3 separate regions of the Homo sapiens genome follow, and all the other regions are linked to region 2. The links are chromatin loops, found by intact Hi-C in ENCODE. Cell type or tissue: ascending aorta. All regions are shown on one strand.

Evidence for each region. Hi-C counts contacts between places; a loop is a spot of excess contacts. Peaks named below come from ENCODE experiments on the same cell type or tissue, not always from the same donor. Only the 100,000 strongest peaks of a DNase experiment are listed, where the experiment ranks them.
Region 1: a loop joins it to region 2, with 2.2 times the contacts of the local background. A loop is called at or near these places in 5 of 110 quality-filtered maps.
Region 3: a loop joins it to region 2, with 2.5 times the contacts of the local background. A loop is called at or near these places in 8 of 110 quality-filtered maps.

What each region holds. Positions count from the first base shown.
Region 1 is chr11:130,859,923-130,864,922 of GRCh38, forward strand. It overlaps LINC02551 (long intergenic non-protein coding RNA 2551), which reads right to left and starts at 2,188. Exons shown (of 6, transcript NR_125383.1): 1 at 2,044-2,188; 2 at 1,854-1,906. RefSeq lists enhancers at 1,549-2,049, 2,050-2,550. In ascending aorta, a CTCF peak has its summit at 2,217 (motif pointing left); a DNase peak (open chromatin) is centred at 2,199; H3K4me3 peaks cover 345 bases; H3K27ac peaks cover 3,926 bases.
Region 2 is chr11:130,672,933-130,677,932 of GRCh38, forward strand. It overlaps LINC02873 (long intergenic non-protein coding RNA 2873), which reads left to right and starts at 24. Exons shown (of 3, transcript NR_164144.1): 1 at 24-256. In ascending aorta, no CTCF peak of the experiment used is centred here; DNase peaks (open chromatin) are centred at 2,739 and 4,742; H3K4me3 peaks cover 908 bases; H3K27ac peaks cover 5,000 bases.
Region 3 is chr11:130,780,243-130,785,242 of GRCh38, forward strand. LOC105369576 (a long non-coding RNA gene) reads right to left here. Exons shown (of 4, transcript XR_948197.4): 2 at 4,026-4,137; 3 at 461-580. Among named protein-coding and RNA genes, the nearest start is that of LINC02551, 79 kb to the right of the region's middle. RefSeq lists an enhancer at 1,463-2,662. In ascending aorta, no CTCF peak of the experiment used is centred here; DNase peaks (open chromatin) are centred at 1,882 and 2,739; H3K4me3 peaks cover 823 bases; H3K27ac peaks cover 1,895 bases.

The DNA.
Region 1 (5,000 bases), 190 kb after region 2:
CTTCCTGGAACTTTGCACACTACTTCAGTACATTTTGTTGATTAAAAACATTCTCTCTACAAACTTCAATACACTGGCAAAGGATCTCTGTAGCAGAAACTTTAAAACATGAAACTGCAGGCTGCTTTCTGTTTGGAGACCAAGCATCTGGGAAAGATGCCATTTGAACTAAGGGTGCACCAAGTCATAGACGCTCTTGGATGGCCCTTCCTGCAACATAGTCACAAATGCCAACAAGCATCTTACTGCTGTAGCCATGTGCTCTGGTTGCTAATCATATAAAGTAGTGCATTTGAGAACCCATCCTATCCTTGGTCTGAACATTTGTCTCCATCCAAAATTGACAGATTAAAATCCTCAACACCAAGGTGATGATACCAGGAGGCGGAGCCTTCGGAAGGTGACTTGGTCTTGAGGGTAGAGGCCACACGCATGGGATGAGTGCCCTCATAAGAGGGGCCTAAGGGAGCTTGTTTGTCCCTTCTGACATGTGAAGTTACAGTGAGAAGATAGGGTCTATGAGGAAACAGGCCATCATTTGACACTGAACCTTGCTCTCTGGACTGTGAGAAATGTGTTTTGTTTTGTTTTTTTTTGTCAGCTACCTGATATGGTATTCTGTTATGGCAGCTCAGACACAGTCCTGCGTCTTTAGAACTCAGGGTACACTGTGTGCTCCGTCAATGCTCATGACCATTTGGTACTCACGCTGGAGTGTGGGGGTTCGGAATGAACACTGAGACCAGCCATGCAGCATCTGTCCTCTCTTTCTGTGAAAAGTGCCATTCTGTATGTGACATGGACCCCTAGCTTTAGACCCTACAGATCACAGTGCAGTGTCTTTCACAGAGTGAGTGTGCTGGGTACTAGTGATACTAAGCTGGGTGATAAACCCTGCTAGAGAGGTGCGGCCTGCATGGAGTGGAGAGTGTGTGACAAGGTGAAGCAGCCCAGACAGAAGTGCCAGCACCACCATCCACTAATTGGGTGACCTCAGCCATGCACCCGAGCTCTGGGCCTCATCTTTCCCATCTATAACATGTGGGCATGTACCTTTGTTTTGGCAAATAAATGACAATATATGCTTTTAGAAACTGGTGGCTACTAATCTTATGTAAAGAATGTGTGTATTTATCTTGCCAAATAAATATATGGTTGCTCTTCAATTTCGGATCATGACAAGTCGATATCATAACGAATTTGTTGTATTTCTTGGTCAGGGAAGAAGGAGAGAGAAAAAAACCAGTGCCTAGTGATGACGCCAAGTCAAGGTAAAACCTGGCCAAGGGTGGACCTGGCTCCAGTGTCTCTTCCAGTTCTCCTTCACCCTGGGGATTACTCATTTATCTCTATGAATGCAGATTTATGGACCTATAAATGAATATATGTGTTAGGGCCACCATTGCTTGTTGTAACTCCACAAAGCATGTTGACCACAAAACCTATTGAGGGCCATAGGGGCCCAGCCTGCAACGCAGCCCATCTGCTCCCTGCATCCTCATCCACCGCCTTCCTTACCACCGCCCACCCACATGCCAGCACTGCCGCGCGGCCTCTGCTCCGGCCGTCCCTTGGCCTACACTGCCTTTTCCTAATCTTTCCCAAGTTGACTCCTAACACCTTTTAAGACTGCCTAGAATCACCGGGAAGGCTTCGCTGGCCCACCCCTGCCCGCCCAGCTTCCCCAGGCTGGGGGAAGTCCTTCTTCTGGGGGCTTCCGTGTGCACCTCTGTGCCTCCACGTCCCTCCTCACACGGTGACTTTCCGATGATGCGCCTGCCTCCCCTGTCCATGGATAATGAATTCACCCAGGACAGGGCTTTGTCTTTTTCATTCCTGAATCCGAAGCTTACCTGCTACTAGAGAATTTGTGAATTTCCGTTGAACACGTGGAAGACCTAGGAAGCTGTGGGGGAGAAAGAATGAATGACTTTCTTCAAGGCCTCCTGGCAAAGCAGCAGTGCAGCGGGAACCGGAGCCGGAGGACGCTGGCTCCTCACCTAGAGCCCTCCCTTGGGTCAGGGTGGCTCTTCTCTCCCATACCTAGCGTCCGGCGCTTGGCTTTGTTTCCCGGAGTGGGTGGCACTGTTTGGCCGCCACAGGCACAGCATCGCCCCTAGGCATCGCCCTCCGCACCCGGGGATGCGGCGTCCCCAGCCTTGCCTTTCTTGATGGCTAAAGCAACAGCGCCACCTTCCGGCCTCAAGGCCACCGGGCGTGGCCGGACTTGGGAGACCTTGGGCGCCCTCTTGTGGAATTTCAGAAGTTGGGCTGCGAAAATGACTCCGTTATCCCCAGCTGACCATGAGGCCCGCTGGGCACTTCCACCTCTGAGGTTTGAGTGGTTCAGTGGGCCTGTGCAGGGAAACCCAGCCTAGAAAGCAAGCCTTTATAGCTACCTTGGTGTAGAAGATCAGAGGCATATGAGGTGAGAAACAGGTGACATGTCACGCTCCCTGGAGACAAAATGTCCAGAAAGCTCCTCTAGGCAGCAAATAAAGAAGTTATGAAAAGGAACCGTGGAGAAAAAAGAGGTGAAGGGAAAAGAAAGGGAATGTTATTCTGACCCACATGCCTCACCGCCAGGGCTGAAGTCACTACTAACAAGGCCATTTAGGAAGAGCAGGCTGGAGTTGACAGCCTTTCCCCAGGAGTCCTCTGGTTTCCAGGTCCCCCGGTTTGAAGCACTCAGGAACACACTCAGCCCCTGAATCTTCACTCAGTTCCGTGGTGTTACTGGCAATCGTTGGATATCCCTGGCTGGGGCTCAGCCTCAGCTCCGGTGTCAGCTACATAAGAATCTCAGCATCTTGGGAACGTGAGCTCAACTTGAAATACACTTCCCTGAAAGGATTACTTTGTTTTGGGACAAGGCTCATATCAATCTGTCCTGCCAAGAGATTACTGCTGTTAAACTGTTGGTTTTCACTGCTGTCAAACATAATCTTACAAGGAGAGAGAGGGGCAATCACCCTCAACACCCAGCTGCAAGAGAAGACTTTTGACTGGGCAGGACTTTTCCTGGCACTCTCTGGAGAATAAAAAAGGAATATGTAGAATGGCTGTTGTGTGATTAATGCTTACACCCACAGTGCGGCTGAGCCATTCCCAGGGGTGCACTGAGTGGGATCCCTCTACATGCAACGACCCTGCTGGCATTTCACAGGTGCCTGTGGAGAAGGCCCATTGAAGACCTGGGGCTGAAAGTGCAGCTCAACTTTGCACATATGCTTGGATTTCCTCTCTATTCCAAGGCAGACAGTCCTCAGGGTTTGGCCTAACACACAAAGGATGGGAAGAATAAAGAAACGATGTTCCAACAGTATTTCTGCAGATCTAAGCTACTGAAGGGATGCTGGACCAACCACGATAGATGCTTCCTTTTCCGCAGTGCCTCGAAAAACACTTAGGAGTGTGAAGGAGTGAAATTTTATGCTATTGGCCTTGTTCTCATTTACTTTTGATTATTATAAAATTATTCTAACGCAAAACCCATAAAAAATTGGTAACTCAGAATCTCGCCAGATGAACTGTTACATCGGACTACGCTCTAGGAAGAAGTATTAAAAATCAAAGATATTAACTTTCCAAGTGTTCATTTCCATCTGTTTTCCCTCTCTGGGACTCAGTTTCCTACTCTGTACAATTGGGACGGTGACCTACTTTCAAGGACCTTTATAGTTCAAACGCTCTTCGGTTCTGTGAAAAGAAGCCTTACATCATCCCATGGTGGGCTGCATGTCACATTATCACACAGAGTGGTCCTTGCTTTACAGAAAAATATTCATTTGCTCATTCATTCACCTATCCACTCATTCCACAAACAGTGAGCACCTACGATATTCCTCACACTGCTAAAGGCAGAGCTGTAGGGTGAGCTGTGAATAAAGCAAGGTCCTGGCCCTCATGGGGCTTGCATTCTTATGGGAACCACACACAGTGAAAGATTTAAACATATATAGTGTAACCTGAAGTGATGTAAGCCAGGCACAGAAAGACAAATACCACATGGTCTCACTTACATGTGAACTCTAAAGAGCTGAATTCATAGAAACACTGAATAAAATAGTGGCTAACAGGCTGAAGGGTTGGAGGATTGGGGAGATGTTGGTCAAAGGACACAAAATTTCAGTTAGGAGGAAGAAGTTCAAAGATCTATTGTATAACATGGTGATTACAGTTAACAACATATTGTATATTTGAAAATTGCTCAGAGTATATTTTAAGTGTTCTCACCACAAAAAATCATATGTGAGATAAGACATATTTTAAATAGCTTGATTTAGTCATTCCACAATGTAAACATATATCAAAATGTTATGCTGTACCCAATAAATCTATATAATTTTGTCAATTAAAACAAATATAGTGTAATGTAATATAGTATAATAATAGAATATAAATCAATAGTAAGTGCTATGAAGAAAAATCAGCAGGATAGGGATTATGGGATAAGGAATGTTATTTTTTAGACAGGGTGGTCAGGAAAGCCTGAGAAGGTGGCATTTGTGCAGAGACAGTGGAGTAGGGGAGTGAACCATGCCGGGTAGAGGAAAGAGCAAATGAGAAGGCCTCATATTCAGGCATGTGCTTGGTGTGTAAGGGCACTGGTAGACCAGGGGAACGAGGCTGTATTCCTGGATGTGGTCTTAGGTTTTGATTCTAAGATGGCTTTAGAGTTTAAGAGCATTCTCAAGAGTCAGTGTTGTGTGCAAGGCTCACTGCTAGGCCCTGGGAGTACCCAGAGATAAAACACTAGTCTAGTGCTAGAGGACACTCCTAAGGGACATGCACTCATCTACACAAGAGAAGGTACTGACGGTGGAAGGACGCATGTGCCAAGCATCCAATGCGTGGCGCAGACACTAGTTCTGAAGGAGCTCCAGAGATGGGGACTCGGGCACTGAGAGATGCCTGGGCGAGCAAGGGGAGTTTAATGTGGACCTGGAGGAAAGGACCAGGCAAACTGAGAGGCAGACTGTTCAGGCAAGGAAGGAGTG
Region 2 (5,000 bases):
TTATGCTTTCACCAGGACCCCTCACTTGTCCTTGTGAGTTTCTGACATGGTCCTCCTCTGTCTCTTCCTCGCCAGCTTGGCTGCCACCCCTCGGGCTGGGGTCACTGGGGCATGGCCCACCAGCGGCCTCTCCATTCTGGCCCAGCTCCAGCCGTCCTGTGAGCTCAGGTGGACTCAGCTTTCCAGGTCATCTTGGAGGGATCTGGTCATGACCACATCACTCTGGAGTCTGGCTTATTTCCAGCATTTTTCCCAGGTGAAATCAGGCTTAAATGAATATTATGCAGTGACAGGAAAAACAGCTGCTGCCTGAAGAACACACACAGCAGAAGAGAAATGATGGTGGCGATGGAGGTGGGGTAGATGTTCAGTGGGAGGCCCTGGAGGCGGGGGTGGGGTTGGGGGAACAAGGGTAGGGTTTGTCAGCCCCCACCATGCTGGGTGTGTCCCAAATGCCTGTTCTGACTACTTGGTAATGTTTTTTGGGTGCTGTGCTGAGAAAGCCTGCGAGGCTGCATGAGGTTCCGCAGTAGAGAGCCCTGGTGCTCCATGACCAATGCCTGTGACTGGTGCAGCAAGAGGGACGTTCCTCTGCTGAAATGAATGAGTGCATCTTCCCTGAAGGTGGGTGTGGAGAAAGTCCATCACCAGGGTCCTGTTTGGAGGAGAAGCAGCAGATCTGAATGAATCAACTTTCATCAAGTCACCCCATGGTTCTAGGAGAGCCAGTCCACTTTGTCATCAAGCTCCAAATTCCCTGGCTGGCACTTTCGGCCTCTGCTTTGACCTGGCTCAGAGAAATTTCAGCTCCTGTTCTCAGCATGCCCCTCCTGCTGTGGTAGGGCATGTTGCCTTCTTGGTCCTTGAAGGTAGCACCCAACACCTGTTTCCATGCTCTAGTCCAAGGCCTGCTCTCCTTCCTCTGGCTTCCTGACATCCCTTGCATTGAAGGCCAAGTTCAGGACCATGTCCTCCACACACCTTGTGGACAGCTCCACCCGTGGTGGTCTCTCCTCTTCTGCCCTTTTCTCTGTAGTCTGTGCATTCCAGATCAGCACATGAGCTCTCTCCCCTGGCCTCCTTTGTGTTAGGCACAGATGGGAATCCAGGGCAGAGATGATGTTCTGCCCTTACTACCTTGCAGCAGACAGGATCAGACTTGTGGGACCTGCTTGGTTACCTACCACCTGCTGAGATTCTATTTTCTTTTATAATTTTATATTGTACATGTAGCACACTCTTGGTTGCTTACCCAGTGTGCGTTCCTCTTCTCTGCCTTGGTCACAGAACCCAATTTTATTTCAGTTAGTGTGATGCCCCGTTAAAAGGTATCCTTTCCATTTTATTATAAAGCTAAGAGTTAACATTGAAATGTGAGCAAACATGGACAGAGATGGATGTGTTACACATGTTTTCTCCCAATGTGTAGCTTGTCTTATTTTCTTAACAATGTTTTCCAAAGACTAAAAGCCTTTCATTTTGATGAAGTCCAATTTATCGCTTTTCTCTTTTCTAAGTCATGTTTTCTGTGTCATATCTAAGAAGACTCTGTCTGACCCATAGTCACAAAGATTTTCTTCTAGGGTTTTTGTAGTTTTAGCACTTAGTTGTAGGCCTATGATCCATTTTAAGTTAATGTTTAGATATGGTGTGTGGTAAGCATCAAGGTTCAATTCTTTTTCTTAATGTATTATTGTTATTATTTTTGAGACAGAGTATGGCTTTATTGCCCAGGCTGGAGTGCAGTGGTGCAATCACAGCTCACCGCAGCCTCAACCTCCCATTGTATTTTTGTTTTTGCAGTTGTTCCAGCACGATGTATTAAAATAACCCGGAGTTTAACCTAGCATTAGAGACCTCTGTGGATTTGCTTAGGGAGCTCCAGAACAGTTGAAGTGGCATGGAACTTTTTGTGTGTATGTGCTCGTGTGATTTGGGGATGGAAGGATGGTGGAAGTGGAGATGACTCACAGCTTTCACCAGATTCTGGAAGATGCCCTGTCTCCCAGAAGCTTAAACATCTCCACTGTAATGTAACAAGGCCTTTTTCTTCACCTCACTGAACAAAGGGAGCTACAGAGGGGAGAAAGGGATGTCAAAGACTGCGTGTGAGCTGCTTTTGAGTTCCTGGGAAGAAAACAATATGAACTTTGGGGAGTAAGCCTGTACAAACATACACAAATTATTCTTAATAATAGCATTAAAGCCAAGGCAGTAAAACTTTGTTAAATCTGATACTAGGCATCTTTCACACAGCACATAATTCAAAGCAACTCCATGGCTGTTTTAAGTTCATTCTTCTGGGCTGCTGTGTTTTAAATAGATGAACCTTACTGAGCAAGAGAGTTTAAAACCTAAGTTGAAAATGAAATTTTAATTAAGGGGATTTTGTGACTATGGCTAGAATGAGTACTCTGCATTCAGGATCTTATAGTCCCCAAATGTCAACTAGGTCTAATCACCAGAGATCACTGGCCCCCTCACTCTACTGGATTGGTCACAAGGCTCTGAAAACATGAGCTGCTTAACTCCCAGAGCTGCAAAATGTCGGTTTCCCTGGGCTAGAGCAGCAGCAGCCACTTCCCCACGAGGGTGAGGAAATTCAATATCTTCCTGATGGGAGACAGAGCCAGACTCCCACCGGCTGTTCTTTCACTCTAGCAGCTGCTTGCCCCACATTTTCCACGTTTCTGGTCAGGCCGCCCATCAGCCGACCCTTCCAAGTCACCGCTTCCTGAGAGCCCTCCAGTGTGACTCAGACCAATCCCATGGGGCTCCCTTGAGCCGTGGAAGGCGCAGAACCAGAGAGCTGGAAGGAATATTGGACACGAGCTGCTCTGAGCCCTTTCATTTCCAGAGAAGAAAATTGAAGCCCAGAGAAATAAGGCCAGTTGCCTGAGGTCACACAGTTAGAGGTAGAACTGAAACTAGATGCTGGGTTATCCTGACGTGAGGCCAACATTCTTTTTATGATAGTCGGAGTAGAAAAATGGAAAAAAGCACAAACTTAGGGCTCAGACATACCTAGGTTTGGATTCTGACTTTTTGTTCACAATCTGTGGAACTCTGTGAAAGGCACTTTACCTTTCTAAGCTTTAGTGCCCTCACTGGAAAACAGAGATAAATATGCGGCAAATATTAAGTTCCTTTTCTGGACTGGCACATGCTATTTTTGGTTCTGAGTACATAGCTGGGAATGAAACAAACCAAGCCCCTTGGCCCAAGGCATAGAACTTACATCCCAGTGTGTGAAGGATAATATCAGTGCTTCTGAGGTTATTGTAAGGATTCAAAGAGACAAAAAATGTGAATGTAAGCCCAGTTCCTGGCAGAGTAGATATCTAATAAATGGTAACAGCAATTACAATTATTACTTTATGTTCCAAATGTCAGTCTCCACAAAGAAGGCCAACTCCTGGGGTATAAGGGTTCCGTCTCAGTTTCCTTACCAGTACCCCAGTATATAGGACCCCCAGGAAGCCCTGACAATCTTTGGTGCTCAGAGTCCTGCCCTAACCTACTGTCAAACCCTTAGTTCTTGCTTCTGAATTCATCCGACAACCTATTGACTGATCTGTATGCTACCTTTATTTCTCTGCTGGGACTCCTTTGGAGAGCCTGAAAGGTGGTCTTGCTGGGATTGGAGACCCCCTGTCAGCCCACTTTGTCCTGCAGCTCGGATCATCCCAGTGGCCTGCTTAGCTCCTTTGTGCTCCCCTGGCTTCTGAGCCACAGCCATTAGATACTGGCTCTGGCCTGCCATTTGGCTCCTGACCCCTCATGTGGGGTTGGTTTTCTCTCTCCTGCCCAGCCCCAGCCCTGCCTGGCCCCTCTTGAGCTGCCAATGATTCAATTCCTCTTAATAGTCCAGCAAAAGCCCTTAGAGCTGGAAGCAGTTATACCCTGCCTTGGTCTCAACCATGGCGAAGCCCATGGTCCATTCTGAAGTAACAAGACTCACACGTAGGGAGAGAAGCCCTTGACTTCAAGGAACCACCCACTCTGTACTCTTCCCACCCTCCCCTCACATATGAAGCAGGGTGAGCCATGACTTGGGTTGATGGGTGTCATGGCAGCTTTTAGAAAGGAGAGGAAATGGGAATTTGAATGACCCATGTACACATAGCGGAATGCTGCAATCACATGCCTTTCCTCTCACTGCCAAATCTCAGTGGTGTTCTTACAAATTTTTCCTAATATATTCCTAATATATCCCCATTCAACTCCCAGGCTCTCCAAAGCAGAGGATATTGGGACTGGAAAATGAGCAATATATGTTTAAGGGAGTATGTTTCTGTATAAGAAGCCGATTTCTGAATAGTTCATCCCTCCTCGTCTTCTCTTTAGTAAAGATAACTGAGACTCAGGTAATGATGGCCAAGAATTATGAAGCACTCAGAGATCCTGTTCTAAGTAGTTTACATCTATTAATTTATGTAAGCCTCAAAACAACCCTATGAGGTAGGCACTATCAACATTCACTTTATTTCAGAGGAAGAAACCAAAGCACCAAGAGCTTAAGTAATTCGTCTTAGGACACAGAGTAGGGATAACAATGCTGGCAACCTGGCTCCTGAGCCATTATGCAGTACCACCTATGATCTACTTTCTGTTTAGTAGCCCAAACAAGAGAAATGTCTTTTATCTTATCTCAGGCAAGAGCAGTAATTTAACACGAGTATGCATTCCAGCCACATTTTGTTGTCAGAAACCGTTACCAGGGGCAGCAATGGAATGTGAGGCATGATGGTATGTGCCAGGCTGTGGTTTCTCTCCCTGTTGCATCAGGACACCTCCTTTCTCTCTTCCCTTGGAAAGTTAGGCAGCAGCCTGCTGTCTCTCCTCAGTGGCAGCCTCTGTGCATCCAGCTGGGGAGGCCCTCTCTTTGCTCAGATTGTCTCTTTTCAAAAGAACTTGGTTCCCAGAAGATTTGTAAATCAAGGTGTACTTGAAGGGGAAGCAATCATTCTGATTGGTAAATCGGGGATCAGGAACTGAGC
Region 3 (5,000 bases), 110 kb after region 2:
TAGGGCAGGAATGCTGCTCTACTCTTTTGTGTGTCACTGGTCCTTAACAGTGTGTTTGCTTTGTAGCAATGACTGTTGAATTATTTTGTGTATGTTCAAGTTGGTGGCTTATAAATGATATTGCTTTTTCTTCCTCTTCCCTAAATTATAAATAATCTCCCCAGTGCTGAAATCAAATAAAGAGAGATAGAAGATCAACGATGTGGCTGATAACATTAGAGACTGCAGGATGGATGAGTGGCTTTACTCCAAGACCTCATGTTGGCGTGTATTAAGGAACAGTTTGAATTTAGAGAATACCTCTGTTTACTCAGAATCACTTCCTCACACTCCTCAAGGACAGAGATTTTCCTCCAGACTCAGCCTGCAAGGTGGGCCTCGGGCCTGACCCAGTGTGCTCAGCCCATGGAAGCTGAAGCCGGGTGGAACACAGCTGCTTTGTGGGCAGACAGTTACTTACAGAGAGAGAACCATGAATTGCAGTTCTATTCTCAATTTAGCCATCAGGTCACTCCTCCACAAGGTTGGGAGAGAGAGGAGCAGAAGTTACTCTTCTGAAAACATTCAGAGGCAGAAGTATCTATTTTATGGATAAGAGAAGTATGTAAGTCAGGGTCTTATAAGAAAGAGAAAGCATTTCTTGCTGATGTGAACAGAAATGAATATTGGGATATACTGAGCATTACTGTTAATCCTGGTGGGTGGAAAATGGCATGATGGTTATGGTAAAAACAGTCCTTATCAGTTAGAAAGGCACACACACACTGAGATATTTATGGGTGAAATAACATGAGATTTTGGGCTTACTTTAAAGTATTTCAGCAAAAACAAACAAAAAAATGCCCCCAAACAAACAAAAACAAAACAAAGCAAAAAATAAGAAACCAAACCAAACCAAAGAAACAAGACAAGAAAAGAAATGAAAACAAGAAACCAAACAGGTGAGGAGGGGGACAAAAAACAGGTAAAATAATTGGCAAAATATTAATTGTGGAATGGGGTGATAGATACACAGGAGTTCATTATTCTATTCCTTTCAATTTTCTGTATGTTTGGAATTTTCCATAATACAGTTTTATATAAAGGGATTTGGGGCAGCTTAGGGAATCTCTGCGTTGTCAACAAAGCCAGGCTGGGAGGTAAGGCAGCAGGAATGACACCCCAAATCACCCACTGAACTAAAGGCACGATGGCCCCCCACTGCTCACAGCAACCAAGCTGGCCAGAGTGAATGATGAATGCCAGAGTGAATGACAGATGCCACTCTAGATCTGCTACCAACTCTGTGTCCAGAAACCAGACATTATGGTCAACCCTATCCTCCTACAGCCAGAATGGACTTGCTGCAGTCTCTTTCCTTTGGACAGCCAGCTTCTGGAACAAAGCCTTGAGCATCTGCTTCTGACTGGCTGAGCCTGGGTTATGATGCCCTAGTTCCATGCCCTGGGTTGGGGACACAGCACCTGGCAGGCAGGAGGTGGGCTGTGCCTCAAACAGTGAGAGATTCCTCCAAGTTAGGAAGCGATTAAGATCGTATTTTAACAGAAGGATAAATACCCACTGCAAGGAGAAAATGGTTCTCCCAACACTTTGAAGTGTGATAAAAAATTTTATTATGTTTTCATTGTAGGACCTACAGCTATTAACACTTGTACAGTTCTTTGCAGTTTGCAAATGTTTTCACATACATTCTCACCTAATTCTAAGAATATTATGTCTATAGTTTACAGGATCTTCCAAAATTTACACCTCACAACAACTTTATGAGTCAGAACTATCCCCATATTATAGACAAGAAAATTGTGGGGAAGAGAGGCAAAGTGACTCACCAAAATTCCCAGAGCTTTTAAGAGGTGGCCTCAAAAGACAAACCCGGGCCAGGCTGTGTCACATCCCTGTGACATCACCAAACTCTTAGTAATGACTTCCAGTGAAATTGTTAGCATTTATTCTTCTCTATCGCAATCTGACCAAGAACCAAAAATTCATAGATTTCTGTCTCCCTTTGATAATTTTTCTAGACAGCTTTTCTCAGTCTTTTGAGGATTGTCCCAAGCAGACACAAGGGCCAAAAATCTATGAGCAGTTAGAGTTCTGGACAGAGCTGCAAATTTGTATCTTATACTCTCAGGCAATACAGATTACCCGATTCAAGTTAATTGTGGGTGAGATGGTGGCTCTAATAGAAGGCTGGTGAGTTAATTGTAAAAAAATGTGAAGTATGGAATAGGTTTCCAGGCAATTAAGCCTGCAAAGTAAGTTGGTGATACAGGACACTGCTGAGCCCCAACTATGAAAGAAAACCAACCGAGATGATTGCCTGGGACTCACTACAGCCTCCCCAAGAAGTGTTTCTGCAAGGGCACCTGGAAAAGGGATGGAGATCTGCGAAGTGTCAGGGAGGAGTTGCCGCTCTGGATGCAAATAACTGGCCTCAGCACATTCCAAGAGAGAAAGTGGAAAAAAGGAAAAGTGTGACGCTATGTCAAAAGAAGGCATCGGCCCAGCAAGCTCTCCCCTGCTGCTTAATACAGGAAATATCTCCCAAACATCTCCGCTAATCCTCCACCAATACAATGAGAAATGAGCACCTCTGGCAGCTAAGCAGTTATTAAGCTAGGACAAAAAAATATTCCGCCCATAGCAACAGAGCCAAAGATAACAGCAGGGAATAGCCAAGCTGCGGAGAAATGGCAGATAGAAAACATTCAGTCTTGGGAGTCCCCCAAAGCAACTGACGTGTGAGTAAAAGAAAGGGCCTCATTTTGCCCAAGAAGCTCAGCGGTGGATTGTAAATGTCAGGACTCAGTGTTTAGCCACGGCCATGCTGAACTCAGCTGCATGAACTAGAGTCATAGGTTGTAGAAATGACAGGCAGTCCTGAAATTGGGCAGCACTTGAGGCTTTTTGAGCTGGTCACCGGCCTGTTGATGAAACATACATGCGAGGCAGGAGAATACCAAAACTGCATTCCACATTTGCAACACAGAGATTCTTGAACACTGTTCCTGGATAAAGACTTCAGGGATAGAGGGAGATTTGCTTTCCAGTCAAGATTTCTCCAAAATACTTCCTTTCTTATTAAAGGAAGTATTAAACTCTCCCAATGTTTTTCCTAGTTCTCTGTCCATGCTGGGAGGGAACCTTTCCTAGGTATACAGTCTCTCACCATTACCTTGTAGCTACTGATTGTCTTCATTCAAGAGGAGCAATTTCATCTGCCATTTAAGAAAGAGGTGGGTTCCTGCCTCAGGCTTTTGTAGACAGCAGCAGAGGCAGCTGGTGAGAGGCGGAGCCAGGGCCCAGACTCAGGGGAAAATGAACTCAAAAATTAACTTTCTATAACCTTTTACTATTTAAAAAATACTTATGTGTTCTTTGAGCAAACTTGTTAGAGAGTAATAGAATTTTACTGTTTAAAGGACTTTGGAGGTAATCCAACAGGTTTATTTTACAGAAGGGAAGCCGAGGCTGGAAGTATAAAATTATTTCTTCAAGATGGGCCTAGACCCATTCTCCTGCCTCTGGGTCAGTGCTTCTTCCATTCACTGCCTCATCCTACCTAGACCCCGCCTTGATCTGGGAAATATGGACACCAGATGGTTTTTATGTTAGAGTTCTTTTAGGAAGAAAGTAAAAAATATTCCACATCTTGGCAAACTCTACCAATTTTATGGCTTCATTGGCCCGTAGCAAAATTATCCAAGTTCCTTTAATTTATCCTTGCAAAGTTTTAGAATTTTTATTAATTTTAATTTTTAAAAATTATCCCAGTGTAGTTCTGTATGGAAGTGAAATGTCGGCTGTTCACGTTAATTCCAAATCCACCCACTTCTGTCCCCGTGCGAGCACTCTCCCTGATCACCCCTCTTTTCTTCCTCCTCTGAGAGGAATTGTCCATAGGATGACAAAACTGTAGGCTGGAAAATACAACGTACTATTCATTGCTGGTTGACTGATACACCACAAATGACCCTCAAACCACCTGACTCCACCTATGCTCTCCAAATGGAAACTGAACCAACCTGCTTTGGCCCCATAGTGAAGATCCCACCAGGTCTTCCCTGCACATACTGAAGAATGTAGGCTGTGGACCATGAGCAAATTACATATTCTCCTTCACCTCAGTTTCCTCATCTGTAAAACAGGGATTAAATAGCACCTCCTTCAAGGGTAATGAGGGGTAAAGGAAGATTTAATGGGACAATCCATTTAAAGGGTCTCAGAAGACTGGCACATAGTAAATGGTAACTATCATTATTCCTGCAACTACTGAACTCCAAAAAAAAAAAAAAAAAAAAAAAGGAAAAAAATGGGAACATTAAATTCTTGCAAACAGCCTGGTCCATTCTTACCTTTAAGGATATTGACTTATCTCCAGATTTCAAATTGTTAGGGATAAGTGTATAAACTTTTAATCAGTTGCTTTCCCTCAAACTCCAATTTCAACCTTGTGTGCATGGAAAGGGGCCAGCAAGTATGCTGAGAGTATTTCTCTCCCTTTACTTAAACCCTAGGAACGCTCCGATTTCTCCACTCATCTGGATCAATGTGTAGAAACATCTCTTCACCCTTAAGTGTAAGTTTAGCCAAGACTTCCATTAACATTTTTCAAGAGGATAACACAGACACACACACACACACACACACACACACACACACACACACACGAACCTGGAAATAACTGAGCAAAAGTAGTTCAAGTTTCTTAGATTATACTCACCAATTATTGGTTGCCACCGCTCAAAAAGTACCCTGCCCTTACCTTGCCGTCCTTGACACAACCTGCTTAAATGGCAAAGTCTTATAACCCATGGCAGGCTTGGGCTGGCCCAGCTGCCGAGTGTGGTAGGAATTCTAACCCTCCCGCTGGACTCTTTCCCGAAGCCCTTTCTCCAGCTGGGGGCTGTCATCCGTCGTCTCAGACCTGGACTCCCAAGCCTCCCCTGTCCTGGTCCCTCAGGTGAGTGGGACACTTTCTGACTGTCTCTGGGCTTTAG